Regions from separate parts of the Homo sapiens genome. Here region 2 is linked to region 1. Evidence: chromatin loops called from intact Hi-C (ENCODE). Cell type or tissue: spleen. All regions are shown on one strand. Region 1 has its middle 160 kb from the start of FASLG. Region 2 overlaps TNFSF4 (TNF superfamily member 4).

The links. Peaks named below come from ENCODE experiments on the same cell type or tissue, not always from the same donor. Only the 100,000 strongest peaks of a DNase experiment are listed, where the experiment ranks them.
Region 2: it touches region 1 in a loop (5-fold over the local background); 99 of 110 quality-filtered maps call a loop at or near these places.

Annotation. Positions count from the first base shown.
Region 1 is chr1:172,818,055-172,820,554 of GRCh38, forward strand. No RefSeq gene overlaps it. Among named protein-coding and RNA genes, the nearest start is that of FASLG, 160 kb to the left of the region's middle. RefSeq lists an enhancer at 1,024-1,473. In spleen, no CTCF peak of the experiment used is centred here; DNase peaks (open chromatin) are centred at 417 and 1,023; H3K4me3 peaks cover 1,259 bases; H3K27ac peaks cover 2,500 bases.
Region 2 is chr1:173,196,412-173,198,911 of GRCh38, forward strand. The region is part of intron 1 of TNFSF4 (TNF superfamily member 4); the gene reads right to left. Among named protein-coding and RNA genes, the nearest start is that of TNFSF4, 9.7 kb to the right of the region's middle. In spleen, no CTCF peak of the experiment used is centred here; no DNase peak of the experiment used is centred here.

The DNA of each region.
Region 1 (2,500 bases):
TTTGATGGTGGTGAAAGTGGAAGGATTATCCCAGGGATAGCATTATTAATCCCATATCATAATAAGGCCTGAGTGAAAAGACCCCTGACCTGGCAAATATCAGATTCTGCTAGATATGAAATGAAAATGAAAATTACCTTATTTTGGATACTTTGGAAGCCTGCTTTGTATTTTCCCTCCAGAGTCAGTATTGTATCAATGTGCTATGAATTTTCAATACCATTTACTGAGTAACTATTAGATAGAAGTAATAGTCTTTTTCTCCCCCTTATTAATCTCTTTTATTCTTCTACTTAATCATTAAGAAATATAGCCTTTTATAATAGTCAGTAGCTACAACTTTGCTGTCCCTAGGGCCCAATGTTTGGCTGAGGTGTCCTCACTTAGTGTGCACGTGACCAGAGCTCTGCAGTGACTCGGAGCAGCAGCAGAAGGGGAAATAAGGAAGTGGCACCATCTCGGGACCTGAAAATCAAGCTAGAAGAGCCCTAATCATTCATCTGTCATCAGCACATAAACATCCCTTTTCTACTGGTACTCAGACAAGGCAGGCTTGCTTGAATGCACTACTTGCTCTGAAGTTCTTCATTTATAAAATAATAGACCAGGAATGGCGGAAGGGGTGTGTGTGTGTGTGTGTGTGTGTGTGTGTGTGTGTGTGTGTGTTCATATGTGTGTATAATGTACATCTCTTCTTTGACCCCCTTTGGTTTCCAGTGTTTGCATCATTAACTAAGCTGATTGTGACTGCCCTCTACATTTATTTAAATAAGATAGAGTATTTTAAAAAGAAACTTAACGTAGGCCTTGGCACTTAGGGATGCTCAGTTATAGCGCCTGTGTATAAAAGCACCCAAGGGGTTTACATGGCCAGACTTTTCACCACTTCTGTATTCTTGGCTGGCCTCCCTCCTCTGAAACCTCAGCTGGGGAGGGACCCAACTGTAAGAGATTTGTTTTCTGTGACATTTGCTATTTGTTGCTGGCTCACTGTTTCGGTGGGGGAGGTGTCATGCTAAAGTCTGTAGGGGTAGTAGACCATGCACTTTTTGAGACTATTACTCATCTCTCTCATGGAGAATGTCACCCAGTGTCACTTCCCCCATTTTTTGGTGTTTTAGAGCCGACCGAGTCCTTGTCACTCATGCAGCAAGGAGCAGACTTCAGAGCCTCAGTCAGAGAAAGTGGAGGAGGAGGCATCTTGCTTTCCCTCCCCCTTTCTTTTCAGCATTTCTGCATTTAGGTGAGCCCTTCTAGCTGTGTGTCCCTTGAGGAGTGTGACAGATTTGCTTTGCCCTTTAGCTTTGTGGTGAGGAGTCTCTTGCTTATTTTAAATAATATGACAATCTTCCTGGGCTGTAGGGCTTGAGAAGATGAACTTGTCAACAGAAATGTCTGTTGGTTTCAGTTTCTGCCTATTACCCTGTGAAACCAAGGCACAGGGTAAAATTTCTCAGTTTTGTTTTCTCGTATTTCAAGGCCTTCACATTTTACCCCCAACATTTTAATGCATAAGAGAGCTTTCTATCTGAACTTTGATTTGCGCTTAAGTTTAAACTAAACGTTTTCTCTAGATTGAGGTGGATCTTGGATGAACTATCCCTTTCCTCCCCATGTGCAGTGGCATGCCTCAGTACCACAGAGCCACTTTCCCTATGGTAGGCTAGGTCAGGGGACAGAAGGCTTTTGCATTGAGCTGTGTATGCGGGACACTGGGTTAGACAAAGTTGCACAGTTTTCCTTGGGAGTCAGTCAACACATATGCATTATTCAGTCCTCTTATATGCCAGGCACTGCGTGGGTGCTGCAGACGTAAGGCCTCTCACGCCTCTAGGATCACCGACTTTTATTTTATTGTGTAGCATCTCTTGAGTCTGGGGTGCTAAGGAACATGCTTTGGGAAAGCCTGTCTAGCTTGAAGAAGATCTAATCTATTATTTGTAGAAACCCTAGGAGGTGATTGTATAATGGCTTTTTATCTTCTATTCATGGAGGCTTACTGTCTAGAAGACCTTCTGTCTAATTCGTATAATATTTAGGTTAGGCTAGCTTAGCAAGGCAACATGATTGAATACAGACAAAGGAACTATATAGTCCTGGCCCTGTTACTCCATTCCTCTGTCCCCTCCATGTGACCCACACTTCCACTAGTCTCATTGGGTCTGAGAACAAATCTGAGAGGCAGAGCAACATTAGTGGCTAAGAGCTTCAGCCTCAGACACATGTGTTCAAAATTCTTGCTGTCTTTAATTTACTGGCAGGTGCGTGTCCCTTGAGCAAATTACTTATCTCTCTCTGCCTCAGTTTGACCTCACAGGGTTATTTGCAAGAATTAGATGTGACAGAATATTTTAGAAATTATCAGTATGCTTAGCATATAGGAAATGCTTAATAAATGATAGTTACTATTATGAGAAAGTATCATGCTCCTCAGATGAGCCGAAATTTTATAGCCCATTACCCCACTCATCTGCTATTTTGGGACTTTGAACACTCGCAA
Region 2 (2,500 bases), 380 kb after region 1:
TGCCAGCATATTTTCCCAGTCATCTCTCTCTTAACCTCCACCTTCCTCCCCACTGTATATCCTGCGTGATATCCTCATAGCCACCTCTCTCTCTAACCACTTCCACTCTTCTCATCGAGTCTACTAAGTAACGGCTATGAGTTTTCCCGCAGAGAAGCCTCTCTCCTCTCTGTTTCAGAGAGAGCATGAACTGTGGTTTTATTGTCCCTAATACAATTAGCAACTGACAGATTCCCAAGAGAAATGTCCTATATTTAGGTAAACAATCAAATCAACCAAAAGTATCCATGTGACATGAAATCTATGTGATTGACCTAATGCACCAACTCTTCATATCGTCAGAGGGAAGATTTTCTTGTATCTTGGTTTCCCTTCCCACATACAACTGAGGAAGCACTCAAAGTACACTGACAGAGGGATTTACTAAAACATTTCTGAGAACTCCTGTCCCCACCTCAATGATTGGTTAAGTCTCTACTGTAATATTCTCAGATCAGCTTAGTCTCTAAGCTACTGGAAGGGTAGGTTTACAAGGTACCCACTGCCTTGCCATACCTCCTACCATGTCTCAAACATAATGGCACTTAGTAAATAAATGTTGAACTAAGGTGGAACTTAGCCCCTCAGGACATCCCTGGACCTTCATCAGCTACAAGATCATGTAATATCTAACACTGGCTCTAGTCAACACTATACATTGCTCAAGGTTTTAGAAATTGGCCTATTCTAGTCAGAATGGCCATTATTAAAAAGTCAAGAAGCAACAGATGCTGGTGAGGTTGGAGAGAAAAAGGAACACTTTTACACTGTTGGTGGGAATGTAAATTAGTTCAACCATTGTAGAGGACTGTGGAAGACAGTGTGGCAATTCCCCAAAGATCTAAAAGCAGAAACACCATTTGACCCAGCAACCCCATTACTGGGTATATACCCAAAGGAATATAAATCATTCTATTACAAAGGTACATGCACACATATGTTCATTGCAGCACTATTCACAATAACAAAGACATGGAATCAACCCAAATGCCCATCAGTGATAGACTGGAGAAAGAAAATGTGGTACATATACACCATGGAATGGAATACTGTGCAGCCATCAAAAGGAACAAGATCATGTCCTTGGCAGGGACGTGGATGGATCTAGAAGCCATTATCCTCAGCAAACTAACACAGGAACAGAAAAACACCGCATGTTCTCACTTATAAGTGGGAGCTGAACAATGAGAACACATGGACATGTGGGAGAACAACACTGGCGCCTGTTGCAGGGGCAAGGGGAGGGAGGGCATCAGGAAAAATAGCTAATGGATGCTGAGCTTAACACCTAGGTGATGGTTTGATCTGTGCAGCAAGCCACCATGGCACACGTTTACCTATGTAACAAACCTGCACATCCTGCACATGTACCCTGGAACTTAAAATAAAAGTTAAAGAAAAAAAAAAGAAAAGAAAGTCAATTGACCATAAATGTGCAGCTTTAGTTTTGGATTCTAAATTCCAAACGTTGATCTGTCTATTCTTATGCCAGTACCAAATCAAATTATATAAGAACTCTTTTCAGTCACGGTGCACATTACCAGTTGCATATTGTCATAATAAAAGTTCAATGTAGAGAAGAAAAAAAAAGAAATTGGCCCATTCATCCTTGAATACAAAGACAGTAGCAGAATTACTGCAGTCAGTCTCTTTATTTGAAATCACTCATTCCCTTATCTGATTTGCTATATAACAAGGAGGGAATATAGTCTTGAGAAGGCAACCTGGTAGACTGAACAAGACATTGCACTGGGACTAGGCACACCTGAGTTCTTCTCCCGGACCAGAAAATGTTCTTTCCCTTCCTCAGCTTCTAATATTCTCATTTCAATGTCTAAACTCAATTTAGATTATTGGAATAAAGTGTCTAATGAAAAATTTCCATTTCAAAGATTAGGCAAATCACAATATTCAAAAGCGAGATAGATTTCAAAGGATTGTGTGATAAGAAGACCTTCTGAACAGAAGATCACTTTCAACACAATAGACCCCTCTGCTGTAACAAAAGCAGCAGGCCTCTTTTTCCCCAAGTGGCTCCCTCCGATAGTAAATGAGCAACTAAGATTATTCCTGTACTAGAATGGCGTGAACGCAGGAGGCGGAGCTTGCAGTGAGCCGAGATCGTGCCACTGCACTCCAGCCTGGGTGACAGAGCAAGACTCCATCTCAAAAAACAAACAAACAAAAAGATTATTCCTGTACTATGCTTATTACCCCAGTGATGAAACAATCTGTACCCCAAACCCCTATGACACACAGTTTACCTGTATAACAAGCTTGCACATGTACCCCTGAACCTAAAATAAAAGTTAAAAAAAGATGATCCCTAGTGTTGTGCATGCAGTGAAGCTCTTCACCTCATCTGTGGGGGGCTAAATAATCCTCAACCTGTGCTCTGATACAAACTGAGACTGGCGAATGGTAACATCATCACAGAATAGCAGTGGGATGAGGATTATGG